2 separate regions of the Mus musculus genome follow, and region 1 is linked to region 2. A link is a contact called in ENCODE Hi-C data. All regions are on one chromosome and are shown on one strand. Each heading gives the region's core, a stretch centred on a gene start or an enhancer-like site at or near the end of the contact. The rest is flanking DNA. Distances are from core to core; before and after follow the strand shown. Region 1 holds the start of Diablo (diablo, IAP-binding mitochondrial protein). Region 2 holds the start of Golga3 (golgi autoantigen, golgin subfamily a, 3).

Region 1 (5,615 bases), core at 2,014-4,513, about 13 Mb after region 2:
GGAGCATAAGAGCCCAGAGCAACTGTTAAAAGCAGCATGACTATCAGCGGGTTTCTGACCCACGAATAATCAAGACCTTACCTGAAGAGTGACCCAGAATGACAGCTCTACTCACAGGAAACTTTTTTTTTAATTTTATTTTTTTTACTTATTCACTTTATATCCCAATCATTGCTCCCCTCCCTGCCCCCCTCCCACAATCCTCCCCCCATCACCCCCCTTCTCTGCATGGGTGGAGGCCCTCCTGGGTATACCAAACCCTGGCACGTGAAGTCTCTTTAAGGCTAAGTGGGAAGCTAACTTTTGACGCAGCATCTGGAAAACCTGAGGATAATAACGTTAACTTTACAAAGTATTTCCACCCATTTCCACTGTGGGTATCACTACTTTTACAGACAATGAAATCTATGCACAGGGTAGTCATGTGACTTTCCCTATAAATCACACATCGTTAAACCTCAAAGCAAATCTTCTCCCAAGCCTGTGCTTTCTCATGTTCTACTGACCCAACATAGTGCTACACAGATGTCAGCAAACATCAAAACATACATCTCTCTAGCAGCCAGAAAGAGGACAGTTGACCCGGAACTCAGACTTTAATGAGATGTGACTTGGTACTGAAGAAGCTAGGACTAGAACAGCTAAGGTCCTTGGAAGGAAGGAAGGAAGGAAGGGAGAGAGGGAGGGAGAGAGGGAGGGAGGGAGGGAGGGAGGGAGGGAGGGAGGGAGGGAGGAAGGAAGGCAGGCAGGCCTGGCTGGCATGAGAGCAACACAACTGGCTAGGCTACTACAGTGCAGGCAGAACTAGACACAGCTCTGTAGCACATAATAGAGTCATGGAGTTCTGATGGCAGGTCCACACCACAGGACAGTGACTGCAGCGGCTCTAGGCCTGTGGCCCACAACTGACTAGTAACCAGGACTTAAAAAGCTGAAAATGAAGAGGATAAACCCATGGTTTTTCAAAGGTGGGGGCAGAAAGAACCTTGGGGGCTGGCAAGATGACCCAGCTGTTAAGAAGACACTTGGGCTGCTGAGCAGGACAACCCTTCTTGCAGCTGCCCTCTGATGCTCTCAGCCACAACCCAAAATTTAGCTCTTCTCCATAAACCACACAGCCAGTGACAAAACAAAACAAAACAAAACCCATCACTTTCCTATCAGCTGCTCACTGACATTTCTAAAATGTAACTTTCTTCCGATGGAGACCCACTCCTCTGTCCCAGCAAATGGTAATTCAAGTGGGAAACAGCTCTCCCTCACTCATGTGCTGCCTGCCAGCTATCACCTCATCAAACTGGAACATTAGCCAGATCATAATATTCCAAGAACAAATCCTTCAAGGCCTTCAGAGAAAATCCAAAGCCCCACAATGAGCCACAAGGATCAGTCACAGTATTTGAGCCCTGGTTATCTCTCCAACCTCACTCCAGCCCGCCCACTTTGCTTTGCTGCATACCACACAAAATACACCTTCTAGGCTTGCCAGGAACCCCTTCTGCTGAAGGCCTCTCCCTCACCCAGGCCACTCAGTCAGCTTTCTCCAAGCTGTCTCACACCACTGCACCATATTTTTCTTCACATTACATCACCAGCTGACTTTGTTTCTTTTCTGACACAGGTCTTCTCTGTGTAATGGCCCTGGCTGTCCTAGAACTCACTCTGTAGACCAGGCTGGCCTTGAACTCATAAAGAACTGTCTGCCTCTGCCTCCCAAGTGCTGGAATTAAAAGTGTGTACTACCACCTCCTGGACTTTTGGTGCTTTTTAAAAAAAAGGCCAGGAGGTGGTAGTTCATACTTTTAATTTATATGAATGGTGTTTTATATGCATGCCTCCAAGTGTGTCTGTGTGAGAGTGTCAGATTCTCTGGAACTGGAGTTACAACAAGGTGAGAGCTGCCTGATGGCTGCTGGGAAACACATGGCTATTCCTCCCGTTTCTGCCTACCCTCCCCACTTCAGTTCTTTTACAATGCATTTTTAACCTCAGGACCCTCAAAGGTTAAGCAGCACATGTGCAAAATTTAGCCCCTTCGATTTTGGTACAAGAATAACGGTCTACTTCCCAGTTCAACTGATGCTCAGTTTCAGGGGTGGTGGAGTGGGGGCAGAATCTGTTAAGAACACTGTTTCTATAACATGAGAAAATGGGAAACGTGCTCCACTCGGAAGATGCGGGTTTAGTACAGTACATGGCATCATGGAAGGGGGTACCTATGAAAGTGTGGCAGCTTGTCCAATGCTCAGGAGTTCACTAAGACTTGGAAATAGTCTCTGGGGCAAGTCAGGGTCCGGGCGTTCTTTCCCTGGCCCCTTTACCCTATATATAATAGTCACATGACAGTCCCTTACCTGAGCAATAGGAACCGCACACAGTGTCATGCCAAATCCAGTCAACACAGTTTTGTGCCATGGTTTTATCAATTCTGAGAAACAGCGTTTCTTAGAGTTAGCCAAGACAGGAAAACGCTGTCTGTACCTGGAAACATAAGTCAAAATTTAAAAAGCCCAAAATCAATCTGTAAAAGGCTCTGTGGTCTGCAGGAGTTTTGGACCAAGCAGTAAATGAGACTAAATGAGGAAGTGCCCGCAATCTTCTAAGAAAATAAACCACAGGACGGCCAGTTAAGTCTCGGCACTCGGGAGTCAGGGGCATGCGATCTGAGTTCCACGAGCGACAGGTCAATGCGCGTGGAAGCGTCCCGCCAGGCGGAGAAGTTTCAAAGTCGCCGCAGCCGATTAGCAACTTGACGCCAACGTAAAACTCTCCGGAGTGCGCAGGATTCAGCTTTAGACCCCGGGACCTGGGTTCCAGGTGTCGCCAATGGTCGCCTCCAGCAAATCCCGGGAGCGAGCCGCTGTCGCCGGTGGCCGAGTTTACGGGGACCCGTGCTCTCTCTAACAATGCGCTGCCAGCCAACGCCGTGGCCCGGCTGTCCCTCAGTGTCCCTGGGGACCCCCCAAAGCCAGCCCCCGGGATGCGTGGGAGGAGAACCACTTTCAGGCGCCCGTCCCTGATGGAGGACGAGGGACGAAGGCGGGGGCCCGCCTCTAACTTCAGAAGAAGGCGGGACGCGGCAGCACCACGGCCCGGGGCCGACGCACTGGCCGGCACGGCGCTCCCGGTTCCTCTCCGCCGCCGCCCGCCCTCTGCTACCGCGGCCGTACCTGAACAGAGAGCAGACGCTCCGAGTCACCCAACTTCTCAGAGCCGCCATCCCGCGGCGGACCGACGCCGGACGCACGCGCCGGAAGTGACGCAGCATAGCAAGCAGAAGCGCAAGCGAGGCGGGGCCCAAGGAGCCCGGAGCTTCATGGTCACGCCCCCAGAGGAGGACGCGGTTGCGATTGGACAAACGGAGTGGGCGGGGCCGGGACACCAGGAAACCGCTCTAACGGTCGCACCTGGCTTCCAACCGCTCCGACTTCGTCGCCGGTCCCCGCAGGCTCCAGTGCACGGGTGCTGAAGCCGGGTCGCGCGCCGTGACGCGGGCAGCGGGCTGGGGGGCGAGGCGAGGCGGGGCCGCTCCTGGAAAGGGAGACTGTGTGGCCAGGGAGGGGAAGCTCGGAGCCACGGCGAGGCGCGGTGGGGCGGGGCGGAGCAGGGCGGGGCCGGGGCGCTGTCACTTCAGCACCAAGAAGTAGGTGGTCCAGCCGGCCAGCAGGAGCGCCCCGATGAGCACAGTGTAGCTGAGGAGCACGAAGGCGAGCAGCTCCCGCAGCAACTGCAGCACGTGGATGGTGGACGAGGTCTGCATCGCCCTGCAGAGACCGGGAGCCTGAGCACGCACAGGCTGCACGCAATGAACAGTACTCTTCCAAGGCCAAGGAAGCCCAAAGTGCTATTCTCCCCTACACTGAAAGTCTAAAGCAGTAGTTGCCCCCCACTCTCACTGGCACTTGAACTCAGACAAGGGAAGGAGCCTGGTCTTTTCCAGTCCTGACTCTGTATTAGGCTCCAACCGCCCTCTCTTCCCACCATCTCTTGCATTTTTAATGGAGCTGGTGCCGCTAATGGGCTAGTGGAAGACAGTTTTATTTTCCCTTCACTCAAGCCGCAGCCCTGTCTATGGCCCTGTCTCATAGTGGAGGGGAAGCAGCAGGACATTGCTCATTCCCTCCGTCATTCCCCTGGCCTTGTCGATGATAGATTTTAAGGATTTTTTCTTGTGTGTGCCCCCAGTATGCTTGCCTAATAGCCAGTCAGGATTAAAATTGAAGGGTGTCAAGTGATGGGTACTAACTCGATTTCACTCATATCTTTCTTGATATGCTTTATGCATCTGCCCTTAGCTAATTTCACCTCAGATGCTAAGAGTCACAAGCTAGCTCAAATTCATTGCTGCCTTGCCTAGCAGTTACCATCAATGGCAGCCTCTAGTTTCCCACTCTTCCCAATTTACTTACTTGGCAAAGTTTCCACGACTCTTCCACCTCCACAGCTTCCACAGCCGCTCTCAGGTATGGTGAAAGTAGACTTGTACGCACTCCAGAGATCTGGGCAGAGCTGAGAGGTCTTCAGGCAGCTGGAGCACTCAACAACTAGGTGTGGTCTAGCGACCAATTACAATCTCTGTGTGGTTTCTGAGCTCCCAGGGAGCTGCGCACAGGCAATGCCAGACCAGGCGGGGCATTAACAGCCCTGCCCGCCCTCTGCCTGCATTACCTCCACAGCCTACAGGATGAGGCATCAGCAGTTTCCAGGACTTCTGACTCAAATGGGCTGAACAAGTGGTACACTAGGGGGTATTTCAAGCCCCTTCTTGTCTTGCTTGTCTAAATACTACAGACAGGCTGTACTTCCAATACTGCTAATACTGAGAGCAGCCCAGTTAAGTCTGGGATCTGGCAGAACCACTACACATTCACCAAGACTATCTTAGTAATGGAAAAGCTGCTGTTTTAAGAACGACAAGTGTGAACATGAATATGTGTGTGTGTGAGAACCATAGATGATAGCCCCAGAGCACGTGATCCTAATTTACAAAGTTTAGCAGTTTGCAAACTCAGTGCCCAGGCACTTTCCCAGTATAGCCACTTCTAAATTCAACGACAAAGGTGAGGCCCAGAAGGAGCCAGCTGGGAAAGCACAGAACATGTTCCCGTTCTGATGGAACAAAGGAAAAGTGACCAGGAATAGACAGCGCATCCTTCTGCTTGTACTCGATTATAAAGACTATTATTGACCTCTGAGAAGCAGGCAGTGTGGATGGCAACCCTTTTATAACATCATCATCCAGAAGCAAATGGCTGCTTAATGTAATCAGGATCTCTTATTATCAAATTATTGCCTGGGCGAAGTCTGGGCAAAAACGGGGGCAGGACATCTACACACAGCTCAAGAAGCCAGGGAGTAGTAATTGCTCCCCCAGAGGCCTGGGCAACTAAAGGGCTCCATGTCCTGCCTCATCACCAGAAGGACAGGATGCCTGCCGGGATGTATACTACCACCCAATAACCAGAGTGACAGATGAAAGGGCCAAGTTGTTCAAAACAGGCCTCTCTTCCCTCCTCGCTCACACTTCAAATGGATCGATCCCTCAAGGCAGTTCTGTGTCTTATATTTAATAGCAATCTGCAAACCTGCAAGCTGGGGTATTTTATAGCAATAGA
Region 2 (6,367 bases), core at 222-2,721:
TAAAAAATTATTATTGTGTATGTATGTGATATGTGTAAATATATATGGTGAGTGTATTAAAGTGCACACGTTGAGATTAGAGGCCAACTTGTAGAGTTGGTTCACTTCTTCCACCACTATATAAGCTTCAAATTGCCAGTCTTATGCTGCAAGTGACCTTGCTTGCTGAGCCACTCACCAGGTTCAGAGAGGTCCTTTCTCAATAATCCATAAGATTGCAGAATGTCTACCCACCTGTCTCTTTATTCAGCTCTGACATCATCTACTCTCTTGTATGTCTGTTTTTTACTATTTCCCTCCAAGAAGTAAGTTTCCTGAAAGCAGACAGCATCTGGCAAAGTCCTTGGCACACAACAGTCCTCAGTAGATACAGCAGGTTCCCCCATCAACCCCTGGACATATAAAGCTGGGACCCTGTCAGTCCTTTTGTCTACCTCAAGACCCTTCAAATTTGTTCATTGACTGATGAGCAGAAACAAAAGGGAAATATCCAAACAATAGGATATTAGCAATAAGAACGAAGCACTAAAAGATGTACAACATGGATACAATTTGAAAAAGAACTCAAAGCTATACAGTATATGAACCCTATTGGTATGAAATGTACAGGCAAGGACACTCAGAAACAGAAATAATGATAAAATCGTAAACAGGAGCAAACTTTACAGCATGTAAATTATATCTTTGTAAAGCTTTGGTCATTTTTATTTGGGGTTGGAAATGTAGCTTGGAGGTGGGGAGGTTACTAGACATGTTCAAGGCCCAGGATACAATCTCGAGCACTGAAAACAAAATGTATACTTAGCATTTTCCCCATGTAGCAGTGGCAATAGTTTAATATTGTGTTGTGAGAACTTCCTCTCCTTTCCTATCTTCACATACTAGAGACTGAACCCAAGAGTTCTGAACTACACCGCAGACGTCTTTTTACCTTTTAAGACAAGTCCCACTTTATAGTCCAGTCAGTCCTCGAGCTTGTGATACTTGTCAGACTTCCTCGTGGCTGGCAATGCAGTCGCGTGGCGCAGTGTCCGGCCATGTATAACACTGGCAATAATACAAACAAGACTGACAAACACTTAGGAACAAGTTGTCAGAACTGTGGTGGAGGCGGTGTCTGGCGGGGAAGCCACGCCCCGGGGGCGTGGCCACGTGGATCGTCATACCCACCAGTCAGAAGGCCGCGAGGGGCGGGAGCGTGGCGAGTCCAACGTCACTACCACCGGAAGCGTTTTTCTTTTTTTGGGGGGGGGGGGAGGGTTGTCCTGATTTCGTCTCTTAGGCTGGAAGTTGTTCCTCTGAAGGGAAGGCACACAAAATTTTAAGTCCACTTTCTGAAGGATATCTCAATCTGTCCGGAGATCCATACCAACCCCAATTTGAAAGTGGCTACTGGCCGCTGAGGGCAGCCTCTCTTCCGGAACGAAGACCTCGCGGACCGTTTGTTTCCGGGGGGTTGCCCGAGACTGGTACCCTGTTGCGCCCCGCCCCTTGCACAGCCACGTCCTACCGGAGCCGCAGGGTTGGGCCGGAACCGGTGAGGGTTTTGGGGGCTATTACTGAGGAGGGTCGGGACCTTGTGGCAGAGGACCGTGGAGGAACTGTTGGGGCAACCCTGGCCGCGCCCAGAGAGGCGTACAGGGGCAAGGCGGATGCAGAGTCCGGTGAGGGTCGCGCAGACTTTGGGTCAGCCGCGGTCAGCTCAAGTCAGTTTTTGCTTTTACTCCGTGGGGTTGGAAACCTGCCTCGCAGCTGGGTTGTCAGTAAATGCAGAGACTGCTTCTGCACCCACGGAATGCGGTCTGCCCTGAGAGCGTTGCTACTGCTGCTTGGTTGGGTCAGCGTGTTTGAAGTCTGCTCCTTTTGCAGTTGATGACGAACGTGACATGGTGGCAAGTCGTACAGTGCGTGGGGGACTTAGGTTGTTTTGATTCTGGTGCTCAGAGGTGTTTGCTGAACATGGTCAGTGGAGTCAGTGACCAGAGAGAGCTAGGCGAACAGCTTACCACCTTCCCACGGGCGCTTACTGAATGTTTATAGAAAAAGAGGCCCTGTTTGTAAAAGGTCCCAGGATACAGTAGTGTTTTGGTCTCTGTTTTCATCACTTTCTGGTGGAGGTATACTGACAACTCAAAACAGTTGAGAGGATTAGGTTTGTGCAACCTTCGGAAGAGTTTACCTTTGAGTCAAGACAGGCCTCCATGACAAGAATCGTTTGTGCAAAATTATTGAGAGGAATGTCTCAAGAAAAGTGAACAAGAAGTGTAGAGACCCTATGGAGAGTCAGTTGTACTTCTGGATGCATGATATAGCCAGATAATGAAAAAAGACACAGCATGTGAGGGGTACAGACATAAGTAGGAACCCAATTAAAGTGGTCTCCGGTCGAGGCTAAGAAGTTTGTATTTTATTGTCAGTAGGACACTGTAAACCATTTACAAATGCCGCCTGACTTTTATAGTCCGTTAATGACTCAGATACAGTGTACCTTGAATGGAAAGAAAAGGAAAAGCCTGGATAGGGTGGCACATGTCTGTTATACCAGCTCTTGGGAAGTCAAGACAGGAAGACCTCAGCCAGCTTGAGGCCCATGCTACATAGCAATATTCTGTCTAAAAAATCCAAAAGCAGATCGGAAAGACTTCTGAGTGGTTGAATGTTATAGAGTCTGATGACCTGAGTTCCCTGGGAGCCCTGTGGTGGAAGGAAAGCATCCACTCTTCAGTTGTCCTCTGCCCTCCACACAACTGTGCGTATGAACACAGACACAAATCTGGAAAATCTTGTTTCTTCCCTATTTCTTATAAAAGAAAGGAAACAGAAGAAATGAAAGTTGCTCAGATTTAAAAATAGCTGGGTTTTGGCCAATTGCTTTAAGTAGTGTTTTTTTTTTTTCTCTCTCAAGTGAGAATATAACTGCAATTTGGCTCTTTCAACAGCTGTTGAAAGGAGAATTAATTACACTTGTTTAGCAGAGACCCTATATCTTATTGTAGTCAATCCTAGCAAAATTTTTGTATTTATTTTCTCTGTGTTTTGTTTTGTTTTGTTTTTCGAGACAGGGTTTCTCTGTATAGCCCTGGCTGTCCTGGAACTCACTCTGTAGACCAGGCTGGCCTCGAACTCAGAAATCCACCTGCCTCTGCCTCCCGAGTGCTGGGATTAAAGGCGTGATCCACCATGCCCGGCTTTATTTTCTCTGTGTTTTTATTGATGAGGAAATAAGCTAAGAGTGGCTCAGAAATCTACCTAACAAGGTCTTACAGCCAAATGGAAAAACAGGATTTGAGGCAAACGTGTTTAACTCAAAGCATGTGAATTATGTCCTTGCTGTACCTGAGGCTGGCCTTTGGTTTTCACTTACATAGAATGCTGTTTGCTGTTGTTCAATAGTGCAGCACCAACCAGACATCTTCAGGAAGCCAGCCCTGTTTTATCTTTGCCTGTGCGTCCTGTCTAGTTGATGATAACCTCAGTAATGGGGTAGCTGTTGTTTGTGGATCCTGTTTGTGAACTGCTGGGAAAGCTGGAAGCCTGTTGCACCTTAGATGGTCTCTTAATGCAAAATCTGGGTGAACTGCTAAAGTTAGGTATATCTTGGGAATTCCTCAGTGATAGCTTTGCTTTGCCATCCAGAAATGGGAGGAAAAATGGTTAAAAATAAAACTATAAACTGCGTGAAGTGGTACATGACTATAAGGCTAGCATTCAGAGGTGGAAGCAGGAGAGTCACCATGAGTTGGAGACTATCCTGGGCCATATATTGAGCCTTAAATCCCAACCCAAAACAAACAGATTGAGCTGGCAGAGATGGCTCAGTCACAAAAGTGCTTGTGAGACTTGATTTTGATCATTCGCCAAAGCTCATGTAAGAAAGTGAGGCATGATAGTGTACACTTGTAACTTCAACACTGGGGAGGTGAAAACACTCAGATCTCTGGGGCTTACTGGCCAGCCAGCGTATTCCTAGTGATGAATTCCAGGTCAGAAAGCTACTGTCTTGAAAAACAACATGAATGGCACCTAAAGATGTGCAAATGCATACACACAAACAGAGCCAAATTGACCAAACAAAAGAAAAAGATAACAATAATGAAAATGATCTGTTTTAAAAAAAAAATCACAAATGTGGTGTGTATTACCAAAAACAGGGTGTGTGTGTGTCCACACCCCCATGCTAGCTGTCTCATCTTCCTTGGTGTCTAGAAATTTGCCTTTGTCAGCAGACTGAGGTAATGAGACCCTGTATGGTTGAATCATGCCTACCCAAATTCAAAGAAGACTGAGGTTAGACAGTAAATGCCAGTTTACTGCAGTTCAGGAAGGACTGCTGTCAGAAGCCTAACTCCTGGCACAGTCCAGAAATTTCATCTGTAGATTGACTTCAGGAGGAGCTAGCTGATTGTGATCAGGAGCCATCTGGGTGAATTAAGCAGAGGCAGTTGTAGCTGGGGAGTCCTCTGTTCTGGAGGGCTGTACCATTCCATCCATCTCTGAAAGGAGGAAGGACTGCTTAGGAATCAGATGTCTTGCTCAGCACAAACTCAGAGTAAGGGGAATTAAGAGGCGAATATGCCGTGGTCTCTAGCTTCTAACAACCTGATGCATTTGTCAGCAAATTTAAATCAGTGGAACTTGAGTATTCTTGGCTAATGTTTGTCTCATAACAGTCTAAGTTATGTGCATTGGCACTGCCTCTAAGGCACATTATCTCTGGGACTCTTTGCCTGCACACCTTTTGTGTTTATCCTATACTAGACCTGTAAGTCATTGGCTAAGTTGATAGGCTAAGCTGAATTTATTCTTGGTGAGTTCCTTCATTCATAGGTAATCATCAGTCACAGAGGACAGATGGAGTCAGAGGCCATGTGTCTGCAGTGACAGGTGTCAGCGTGCTAGCCCTCCTAAAGAGTCAGCATCACCCCTTGCTAGTGAGCACCATCCTCTCAGGCTCCTCAGGCTTCTCACCTCTAATTTCTCGTTGTGAGGGTTTTGGTTCTTTTTTTTTTTTTTTTTTGAGTCAGGGTCTTTGTAGCCTAGGCTTGCTTGTAACTCACTGTGTAGGTGAGATTGGCTTCAGACTCTGAGATCCACCTGACTCTGTTTCCTGAGTGCTAGAATTAAAAGCATGTTCCACTGCACCCAGCTTCAGCATGACTTATAAGCTCAGGATGTGGGTTATTTTGCCATGAAACATGTTAAGCATAGAACAGAAAGAATAATATGGAGCTTATTCTGAAAAATAGCATAGATAACACTATTCCTACAGTGTGCTTGGAAGGTTATATTTAAGTCTGACCATTTGATAAGGAGATAAGTTAGCAATACCATCAGTACACTTCAGTGTTAATAACTGTCAGACTCATGAAATTTCTTAAACTTAATCCACCATAGTGACTACTGGTCTTGCTAATAGGGAAAGGTGGATGGTTACCTGCTGTGAGATGCTTTCTCTGCCCACTTTCTTTTTTTTTGGTTTTTCGAGACAGGGTTTCTCTGTATAGCCCTGGCTGTCCCGGAGCTCACTTTGTAGACCAGGCTGGCCTCGAACTCAGAAATCCACCTGCCTCTGCCTCCCGAGTGCTGGGGTTAAAGGCGTGCGCCACCACGCCCGGCTTTTTTTTTTTTTTTTTTTTTTTTTTTTTGCTCTGCCCACTTTCTAAGTTAGCTGCCTTTCTGTGTGTCCTTGGATCTTCCTTCAGGATCCCCATTTAGCATACTATTACCTCTTCCTTTAGTAATCACCTCTTTAAATTTCACTCCTCTAGATCTGAGTTGAATAGCATACAGTATGAGCTTTGGCCTTGGGCATGGTCTTTCCAGGTATTTTATGAGCATCTAGGCCTGTCTAGTTTATGAGCTGCTGGCCACATGGTTATTCACATTCAAATTAAACTTAAATAAAATGTAAAGTTCAGTTCCTCAGTTGCCACATGAACAACTACAACAGATTACAAGCACTTTTTAAAAACCTTGGAGAATCATTGGTGGTAGAACTTCTTATAGCTGGCACCAGGAGAAACTGATGCCTTAGAAAAGGGCTAAAGTGTTGCTGGTTTGACATTTTACCCTCAAAACCTAGGATGTTGTAGGTACTCAGGGATTGTTTGTGGGGCAGAAATCTACATTTGTTTTCTATACAAATTGAGAGCCTTGTAACTGTTACTTAAAATCTAACAAATTGTTTCACAGAGCATTTTTCTCTTTGTCCTCTCAGGAATCATGGTTGCTTGGTTTGACTTCAAGCCATTTATGAGACATTAAACCTGAAAATGGAAAACAGAGTAAGATCCTCCTTAGAAGCTCTGAGCTGTTGCTAATGGCAAAAAACAAACTTAATCCAGAGTTACTTGTAGCTCCTCAGAGT

Evidence for each region. Hi-C counts contacts between places; a loop is a spot of excess contacts on that map.
Region 1: a map of T-helper 17 cell shows a loop between it and region 2 (16-fold over the local background). The contact joins the promoter of Diablo here to the promoter of Golga3 in region 2. A Hi-C loop is called at or near these places in 2 of 37 maps with a recorded cell type or tissue (T-helper 17 cell and regulatory T cell).

Annotation. Positions count from the first base shown.
Region 1 is chr5:123,520,901-123,526,515 of GRCm38, forward strand. It overlaps Diablo (diablo, IAP-binding mitochondrial protein), which reads right to left and starts at 3,264. Exons shown (of 6, transcript NM_023232.3): 1 at 3,171-3,264; 2 at 2,355-2,481. The coding sequence starts at 3,220. Mir7647 (microRNA 7647) reads right to left here and starts at 1,795; the gene lies at 1,737-1,795.
Region 2 is chr5:110,175,386-110,181,752 of GRCm38, forward strand. It overlaps Golga3 (golgi autoantigen, golgin subfamily a, 3), which reads left to right and starts at 1,472. Exons shown (of 24, transcript NM_001347389.2): 1 at 1,472-1,537; 2 at 6,218-6,367. It overlaps Gm15787 (predicted gene 15787), which reads right to left and starts at 1,119. Exons shown (of 3, transcript NR_040431.1): 1 at 932-1,119.